Regions from separate parts of the Mus musculus genome. Here region 2 is linked to region 1. The links are chromatin loops, found by intact Hi-C in ENCODE. Cell type or tissue: heart. All regions are shown on one strand.

Region 1 (5,000 bases):
TCCCGACCGGATGCCCGGCCAACTAGATCCACACATAATACACATCTTTAGGGCTCACACGCTTTGAAAACATCACCATTTGATCACTATCATATCAAATTAATCAGGCTCTCTTCTACGCAGGCTTTCCTTTTAACTAGCTTAAAAGAAACTAAAGATGTACTGAATTAACGATGAATGTTTAATGAATTTATACGGTTATGAAGCACCAAATCCAACTCAAGATTTCTCTTCTGTGCGTCCCCACTCATTCACCAGAATCTCGGGGACCTATTTTCAGGTTGCTTTCCCCACACCTGCCAGGTCACTGTCCTGATTGAGAAACTTCTTGCCAAAGCAATTAATTTTTAGTGCCTCCTAACTGTCCCCAGTGTTTGCATTCAATCTGAAATCTGTTACTTGTTAGACACTGTTCGGGTCCTAGATCTTCCAGAGAATTGCGCGTTTATGGCGCAGAGAGGGGAGGAGGCAGGGATCTCTGAGAGCCTGCCCTTTATTCGGAAATGAGGAGATGTGAAAGGTGGAAGGCAGGGCAAATAAATAAATAAATCGGGTTTGCCGCGGGAGCGTTGGCCTGCCGCAACGAGCACCCTTTGTAATGCAGGCCTCCCGGGGCTATCGCCTGCGCTAATTGCTCCAGGGCGCTTTCCAAGTTCAAAAGTTCACCTTTTACGACCTCACAAAAGCTCCTTACACTTTACCAATAAAAACATTCCGCCGCAAACACCGAGGGGGGGGGATATCAAACAGAAACAAATAAAACATTGAGCCAGGGAGGGAGCGAGAGCCAGCCCGGAGGAACCTGAGGACTGGGCTGGGAACAAGGGGACGCAAGCGGCCGGGCCAGGTGAGGAATTCTCAGCACCCCGGAAGAGATAGGCTGGGCGGCGCGGGAAGCGTCCGGCAAACGCCGGGAAAAGGCAGGTGTCCCGGTGCCCCAGGATCCCGCTGGAGACCTGAGCCAGCAGAAAGTCGTCGCCTAGAAGAATGAGTCTGAGTAAAGGAAGGCCAGGGGACAGGAGTGAGCACCGAGGTCCGAGAAGGACCATTACCGGTCTGCCCAGAGGCGGAGGCTCACGGGCTGGGAGGAAGCTCGGGACAGTGGAGGAGGAAAACGCTCCAGGATAGGTGCAGGGCGCAAAGGTGTGGAGTCTGCGAGCTCCCTGGTGAAGGAAGAGAGGGTGCTCCGTGCACCAGGGCCTCCTGGGGGAGGAGAAAGGGTTGGCGCAGAGGGGACGGGGGGAGGGGAGGGTCCGAGCAGAGGGGACCGGGGACCCTGCCTGGAGAGTGCGAGCCCAGGGTGGAGTCCTCACTGAGGAGCTGCCCGGCATCCCGGAGCTAGAGTCAGCTTAGAGAAAGAGGGGGTCGCGGGCGTTGGCACCGCCCGGGCTCAGAAGGCCCCTTACCCACCGTTGCGCGGCGGCGGAGGGAGCGCGGCGGGCGGCTCCAGGAACCCCGCCGAGCCCCCGCCGCCTCCCCCTCCGCTAGGTGGCCGTTCGTCCCGCTCCATGCGGCGGTGCTCAGGGCCCTCTCGGGCTTCGCTGCTCCGCCATGACTTGCGCCTTCGTAGTCGTCGTCCTGGTCTTCCACGGGGGGAGGGGGCTGTCAGGGGCCGGCAGGCTCTCGGCCGCCGCACTCTCTGGGCCCCTGAGCCGCCCGGCTCCGCGCCCCTCCGCGCCGCGCCCCCTCAGCACTGGCCAGCTCCCTCCTCTGACGTCACGCGCCGCTGCCACGCACATGCCCGTGAGGAATTCTGGGAAATGTAGTCCTCCCAACGAGGCTGCCCACACGGGACTCTACCAAATAAAGGGGTGATGGAAAAAAAACAGGAAGACCTAAGTAGGGAGAACCCAAACCTATCACTATTACAAACTCTAATAAAATTTCTAATATATTAATATAATAAACGGCTATGTCAGAGTTTTCTCTCTATTGTAACTTATTCGTGATCATAGTGCTCTATGATTCCAACTATTTCCCCACACTAATAATGAGCCTTTCCAAGGAGGCGTATCCACCGGGAACCGGGTGAGCACGTGCAACCAAGCCCAGCCCTGTGGGGGAAGGCCCCAGGGGGCGGGGTGTGTAGGTACTCATGAGGGCTTTCCTCCCGGGCTGAGCGACAAATTGGACCAGAGATTAAAGGACCCGAGTTTAACCCGAGGTGACTGCGTTCGTATGCAAATAGAATCTATACAACTCTGCTTTCCGGAGAAGTGTTTAAAGCCCCTTTACCTCCGGGTGGGCGGGAAAGATTAAAGTTTCTCTTCCTCCTCTTTCATTCCCCGCACCCTGCCCATAGAACAGATGGACAAACTAAGATCACTTCCACTGATGCCACCAAAGAAAACTTGAGACCCCTGACTCCTTGTGTCTTAAAGAGTTCTGTTTTAAGAATGTCCCTTTCCCGGAGTGTTCCCCTTCCCACTCCTGTTCAGTATACCTGTCTCAAAAATGAGAGGTGTAATAAGAATCGGATCCAGTGATAAGAGACCAACTCTCACATACACGCTATCGCCTCAGTTTACAGAAGTTCCCACCAAATAAAATCCTGGATTTTCTCCCCTTCCTCCTCCAGGGCCCACCTCCCGCTGCCACCAGGTGGCGCGCGGCCATGGGGCTCTCAGGATTAGGGGTGGTGGTGATTTTCAGAAATGCCCCGCGCGCGTTCTCTCTCTCTCTCTCTCTCTCTCTCTCTCTCTCTCTCTCTCTCTCTCTCTCTCTCTCTCTCTCACACACACACACACACACACACACACTACACAACCCGCGCACACACACACACACACACACACACACACACTATACAACACACACACCTCCCTTAGGAAAAGACTTATTAAGTTTCAGTCTAGAACTTAAATGCTATCTAGCTTACTATAAATCAAAGAACTCTGGTGCTTTGCTGGGCTTTCCTCTAATGGGCCGTATCGAAGCGGTTTCATTCTGTCACTTCATTCTGCCCCATGTGCCCCTGGAATCCTCTGGCTCTTGTGAGTCATTCTTTACTTAATTGTTTAGAAGTCTTTACTTGGCTTATGAAATCTAACCTGTTCCGATTCCTGCCCACGTTGCTCCCATGCCTCTTCCCTTACCTGCTATTGAGAAGGCTCTGCCAAGCCTTCCTGCACTTTCCATTATCAATATTAATTGGCCTGGTCCATCCTTAGTCTGTGCCAGCAGCTGTTATGAGAGATTGACACTAATGCTGTGTGGTTTAAAGCTCCCACACCTGTTCATTGAGGTAGCTCTGATATTGGTGCTCTCACATACAAATGAAGTGGCACAAAAGTTGATGTCCGTTATATACTCAGTGGATCAGAAAGCCGAAATGCCTCTATAAAGTCTTTAACTCATCTTTCTAGATCCTTTTCTTCAGTAGCACCTTCCTTATACCTCCCATCAAGGGACAACTGGGTCCCTCTGTATTCCCAGATGGCCCTATCTAAGTAGACTGTAAGAAATGATCTTTTTTTAAAAAAGATTCATTTATTTATTTTATGTATATGAGTATACTTATACACTGTAGCTGTCTTCAGACACACCAGAAGAGGGCATCAGATCCCATTACAGATAGTTGTGAGCCACTATGCAGTTGCTGGGAATTGAACTCAGGACCTCAGGAAGAGCAGTCAGTGCTCTTAACCACTGAGCCATCTTTCCAGCCCCAAGAAATGATCTTGAAGTGGTTATGTCTTTGACAAGGGTTCTGAGCTTTCCCAAGGCCAGGGAGCAGTGTTCTGCAGCAGGCCCCTGGAATATAAGATGAGTCCTTTGTGTCGTGGGGAAGAAAGCCTTCTTCAGCTCTGGATTCTGAAATGTGCCAGGATCGCATAGCCTTCCCAGAGCCAGAGTTCCCCTCAATCACAGGCTCCTGGTGCAGAAGAGTCCTCTTCCCCGAATGCTCTTCCCTGGAAAGCCAAGTGGCTCTGCAGACATCTTGTGCCTGAGGTTTGAAAAGTGGATGAAGATTGCACATCAACTCAGAGAGGAGTTCAACCACATCCTCAGCTCCTGGTAATAACTCTTGATTCCTTTCAGCTCTGAGCTCCCTCCTTGCCAAAACCAGCCAATCCCTTTACTCACTCCCGGTTATCTCCTCTGCTGCTAGTTAGCATGTGGTACACACTAAATAGGCATCCACTAACAGTCCAGCACCCACACTGGGTCTTTTTTTTTTTTTTTTTCTAATTTCTTGACATTTTCCTAACAACCCTGAGAAGTGCCCTCTGCTCTGAGTTTACAGTTGTAGAGACAGGTTTACTAAGACCGATTTAAAGGGCTCTCAGTATTTACAGGGAAGACAGAAGAAATGGAAAGGAATATATCGAAAGGAATATATCTAAGGATGAGGATTAGTCTGAAGGAGACTCATCCTGAGGTCCTGAGGCTAGAGGCAGACGTTAAAAACAAGTCAAGTATGGGCCTCATCATGGAGTCCTTACCCTTCAGTGAATGATGTAGACATAAATCAAGTAATTGCATGAGTGCTATAGTTAGGAACTGTTAGGTATGCCAGATGGGCTGGGGTTGGAGTGGGGTGGGGGCAGGGTGATGGGATTTTTGAGATAGAAAGCACCCAAAGTGGGGTGGTCTAGCATGAGTGAGCCAGCCTAGGTGAGAAGACTGTGGAAGTAACAACACAAACCAAGGTCCTAAGGCCTTAGGGACTTGGTTCATTTGAGCTGTGGGTTATTCATGGTGATAGGATGTTGTCGGAGGACACCATATGTTGTCCAGAGGGCACAGAGCTCCACCCGTGGTCTCTGCCTTGCTCTATCTAGCAGGGCCTGCCTTAAAGAGTCAGCCAGGCTGCCTGCATCCATGAGAAGACTAAGAAAGAGAGTTCCTTGTTGAATTTGTTTTAAGTACACTTTGTCTATATTTTGAAAAGATTGGAAGCATGTTACAAAACCTATAATTTAAAAAAAAAAATGAAAAAGGAAAGGAAAGTAGCTAATGAAGCTCTTCTTCAATTCTTGCCTGTAAGATGCTGGTGT
Region 2 (5,000 bases), 300 kb after region 1:
GCAGCTGCCCACACATGCACATATCCACACATGTACACATAATTAAAAATTGTAGAAATAAATATCTAAAACATTAATGAACTTGTCTTCTTCCAGAAAAAAAAACTTTCTGTAGTATTTATTAAATGTCTCTAATTATTTCTCTCCTTCCTCTGGTAGAATCTTTTATTTTGGCGTTAAGACCTCAAAAAAGATAGTGCTAGGGCTGGAGAGATGGCTCAGTAGTTAAGAACATTGGCTGTTTTTCCAGAGGATCTGTTTTTAATTCCCAGCATCCATATAGTGGCTCACAACCATTTGTAACTCCAGCCCCAAGAGAACCAATGCCCTTTTATGCCCTGCATGCATTTGGTATACAGACATACACGCAAGTAAAATATCCACACACTCATACAAAAAAACTTTTTTTAAAGACTCAAGGCTAGAGAGAAGGCTCAGCAGTTCTTGTTCTTGAAGAGGACACATGTTCAGTTCCCATCACCCACATAGTGGCTTGCAACCTTCCAAAAACTCCAGGAGATCTGAAGCCCTCTTCTGACTCTCTAAGACCAGTCATGCACATGGTACATATACATATATGCAGACAAAATTTTCATATGCATAAAATAAATACATAACAAAGTCTCCTAGAATACTTTGTTGGCCTACCTAATTTTAGTTTGTACTTTACACCAGGCAACACAAATAAAATTTTCTTTTTCCTCACCTGAAATCACTACGTAGTCCAGGAGCATAAATAAAATTGAATTTCTCTTTTCTTCTCTCCCTCTTTTCCCTCCTTCCCTTCCTTCCTATTTGAGGTAGAATTTTACTATGCAGCTCTGACTGGACTGAAACTCACTATGTAGACCAGGCTGGCTTCAAAACTCAAGAGATCCACTTGCCTCTTCCTTCTGAGTTCTGGACTAAATGCATTTGCTACCAAGACTAGCTAAAATTGAACTTCATAAACACTAGATAGTCAGGAATACTGACTCACATTTGTAAATCCAACACTCAGAAGACAAGAGGAAGGAAGACTGCAATTGCAGTTAGCTCAAGGCTAGGCTGGGCTACTTAGTTGAGTTCCAGGGAAGACTGGACTTCAGGGCAAAACCCTTTTGCAGTATAATATTTGGGGGTTCCTGCCAACCTTAGATCATTTAGTTCCCAAATAAAAGATACAAACCCTTATATTTATAATAAGTCTTAAAGCATTAAAGCTGGACAGTTATCATCCCCTCTATGCTAATTTGTCTATTTCCCTGTCAGTGACTCTGAGATATCACTTGCCATATTCTACCTGGGCTGCTCCTACCCAACTGGCCTACCTCAGACCCAAGCCAGGCAACTGAAGCTCCACCTACCTCTCTTTTGCTCAGCTACAGGCAGTAGGCATCTTTATTCAACTGATAATTTTAAATTAAGGAGCAAGTTTTGCACACAAAAGAAAGCTGCCATATTGATAATTCATCCGTGTTGAGGTGACTAGAGCTTAGGACACAGAATTACAACACACAGCAACAGACCAAACCTCAACAAAAGCCGGTCTCAACAAATAAGCAACCAAGCAAATAGAAACTATATCAGAGACTGGCTGCACAAGCAAATTAATCTGATAGAACTGTTTCCAGGATAGGAAACAATTTTTTTGAAGGATATACAGAAAATTTAGATTTTCTTCCCCAGTAGTTAATCAAAAAACTAGGGGAGTGGGGCAGTCTAGTAAGAAACAGATAAATGTGGGGCTGGAGAAATGACACAGCAGTTAAAAGCACATATGATTCTTTTGCAGAGGACCTACACTCTATTCCCAGCACTCATGCCAGGCTGCTTATAACTGCTTGTAACTACAGCTTCAGAGAGCCTCCAGCTTGTAACTACAGCCTCTAATGCCTCTGGCTTTGAAGGCATCTGCACTCATATACCCATATCCCAAAGACACATGGAGGATCTCTGAGTTCAAGGCCAGCCATGCCTATAGTGACTTTGACCCAGGGCTACACAGAGAAACCCTGTTTCGATAAACAAAGCAAAATAATTACTTAATTAATTTAAAAAGCACACAACAGGCTCAGCAATTTAAAGAGTTTAGTGCTCTTGCAGAAGACTCAGGTTCAATTCCCAGCACAAATATCAGGTAGCTCAAACCACCTATAAATCCAACTTCAGGAGCCTAGGATTGCTCTCTGCCTCTGCCAGCACCAGCATACACATGGGGCACATAAATTCACACAGGTACACATACATCTACATAAATAAAAAACAACTAAATCTTTTAAAAAATTCAGCTCAACCCTCACACCACAATAAAATAAAACAAACCACTATTAAGGTGGAAGCCGGAGAACCAGGGGTTTAAGGCAAGCTTGGGCTACATGATGCCCTGTATCAAAATATCTATATCTAAGATCTGGAGAGATTGCTCCTCAGTTAAGATTGTACAGAGGACCCGAGTTCAGTTTCTATCACCCACATCTTTTGGTTCACAACTGCCTGTACCTCCAGCTCCAGGTGACCTGGTGCCCCTGGCTTACAAAGGCAAAATGTGCACATAACCGCCCCCCCCCAACTAATTAAAAATAAATCTTATTAAAAAAAAAAAAAAAGGAACGGAAAGAAAAAGCCAGGCATGTTGGTTAGGGTCCAGCAGTTGGGAAGTAGAAGCAAGAGGGTCAGGAGTTCAAGGCCATCCTCAGGTACATACTGGGTTGGAGGCCACCATGAACTTTTTTTAAAGATTTGTTTTTATTTTATGTGTATGGCTGCTTTGCTTGCACACATGTCTGTGGAACACATGTGTACCTGGTGCCTATGAAGACCAGAAGAGGGCATCAGATTCCTTGGAACTGGAGTGACAGGATGTTACAAACTATCATGCCCTTGCTGGGAACAGAATTTCCAGGTCCTCTGGAAGAGCAGCCAAGTGCTCTTAACCATTGAGATATCTCTCCAGCCCCAGCAAGAACTATATTAAGATCTTATCTCAGGAAGAAAGCAAAAACAAGACAAAACAAAATTACCAAGCAGGAAGACAAGGCAAATGCCTGATTCAGGTGGCTGAATATGAACACCAATCATGTAACACAGGCAGTCAGTATGTAAGTTACAAGCTATGTACTTTCACACAACCAACACTTGAGGTCTTAAACATTTTGCATACTTGTTGGCTGATTTAAATATAAACTTCATGTACTAGATGAGACAAGAAAACAGACACAGAGCAAAATCTTCACAAGAGAAATAAAATTCGTTAGGAAAAAGGCAATTTTTTTCTTGAAAAAATTGTTTTAAGCCTGTGGCTTAAAAATATTACAAAAACAGCATGAAAAAAAAATTCAAATGATCGAGAGTGACTGACTACATAGCAAATCAAAGTTAACGGAATAAAACAGACATTAGCAACCATCGGATAAACACCAACGTGGTCCTAAGCACTAGTTTTTGCAGAAACAAAATACGGTTGATAACAGTGGTACACCAACGGCTTACTTCTTTACTGCATTAACTTAGCCTGAACTGAGTAAGACCTCCTTTGGAAAACCAAGAAAACGACACCTTGAGTTACAGGGGAACAGCTCAGAGGTCATAAAAACATTTGAACTTATTGATAAGCAACTGCTTATTCACTTAAATAGCTCAACAACGGGCTAAGAAATGAGATCCACATCCAAATCATCAGAAGAAAACTACCACTCCTAAGAAGCAATTTAGGGGAGTGGTGAAGCTGAGGCGACTTGTCATTCTCTCCCATTATGGTCGCATCGATCCCGCCCACCGGCTTCCACCTCTCAGGGACTTAAACACACCGCGGCCGCGTCCCTGGAGCAGACAGCGGCTCCTGTTACCTCTGCTGGGAGGACCCCATCCCGGGAGCACTACCCGCTCGGCCCGGCTCCGTCTCCGGGAGGCCGAGCGAGTTAGAGTGAGAGTCTTTAAGCTCGGAGTCCCGTGAGGGTCAGGGGATCGTGACATCCCCCGGGATCTCCCCTCAAAGAACTGGACAGCATTCGGGGGATCCGGGCTCCCCTGGTTCTCCGCGTCACGCCGCCTCGGACCCGGTCCTCTCGCACCGCGGAGCGCCCTCCGCCGCGCCAGGATCGGGCGCCCGGTAGGGATCCCGCCGAGGGAGAAGGGCGGGCCGGCGGGAGCCCCGCAGCCGGAAGGGGCTTGCCTCGCAAGCTGGACGGCCTCCGGCCCGGCTCACCTTCAGGTCGTTCTCGGGAAGGTACTTGCACTGCCGCGCTATCTCCACATACTTGTCCAGATCCAGCGGCGCCATTTTAGGAAGAACAAGCCGCGGCGACAGCAGCGGCAGCGGCTGTAGTAGCGGAGGCAGCGGCGGAGGCCGAATCCGGAACCCTCCTTACGTCACGTCCGATCCGTGAGTGGCGTCTGCGAAGCGACGTAAAAGCCTGACCCGTTCCGCTCTCTCTCTCAGGCGGAATTCCGGGCCACGGATCTATCTCCAAGAGAACCCGGAGGTCCTTTTGATAAAACCTACTGGGACCCGTAGCTCTCTGCCGCGGGGCGTGCTGGGATTTGTAGTTTTAGTAAAATGCTCTTCCTTTCCTATCCTTGGCAACAGACTTCACCTCAAATGAGGCTTTTTCTAAGGAAGACCATGAAGTGGTTAACTAAGAATTCCCTGGCTCTCACTCCTACCCTGTAAAGTATCTTCAGTTAAAGTTAAGAGTTACTGTTACCGCCTTTCCAGGACTACTGAAGACCTGGCCTAGACAACATTTGAAACAAACTTAACACCACCGGTTCTCTGGCTGGGGGGTGGGGTGGGTGGTGGGTGGGGGAAGAAACAAACAATAAAGCATTTCTTATGCCACATTCTGTACAAATACTGGCACTTTTTTTTTCTCCTGTTCAATTCTTGTAAGACTGTAAGAATGCAAAGTTTGCATGTGTTATTTGCCCCAAAATCTCAAAGGAAACAGAAAAGATGGATCCTAGACTGAAAAACAGGCTACTGACTTAATCCGGTGAGTTCCAGGAGGGGGCCGGAAAGG

What was found. A loop is a pair of places that touch in the nucleus more often than their neighbours do. Peaks named below come from ENCODE experiments on the same cell type or tissue, not always from the same donor. Only the 100,000 strongest peaks of a DNase experiment are listed, where the experiment ranks them.
Region 2: a loop joins it to region 1, with 2.7 times the contacts of the local background. A loop is called at or near these places in 1 of 42 quality-filtered maps.

The regions. Positions count from the first base shown.
Region 1 is chr2:38,924,708-38,929,707 of GRCm38, forward strand. It overlaps Nr6a1 (nuclear receptor subfamily 6, group A, member 1), which reads right to left and starts at 1,754. Exons shown (of 11, transcript NM_010264.4): 1 at 1,411-1,754. The coding sequence starts at 1,510. In heart, CTCF peaks have their summits at 1,513 and 2,560 (motif pointing right); DNase peaks (open chromatin) are centred at 974, 1,714, 2,074 and 2,604; H3K4me3 peaks cover 3,011 bases; H3K27ac peaks cover 2,253 bases.
Region 2 is chr2:39,221,981-39,226,980 of GRCm38, forward strand. Ppp6c (protein phosphatase 6, catalytic subunit) reads right to left here and starts at 4,369. Exons shown (of 7, transcript NM_024209.3): 1 at 4,187-4,369. The coding sequence starts at 4,261. In heart, a CTCF peak has its summit at 2,814 (motif pointing right); a DNase peak (open chromatin) is centred at 4,401; H3K4me3 peaks cover 1,772 bases; H3K27ac peaks cover 972 bases.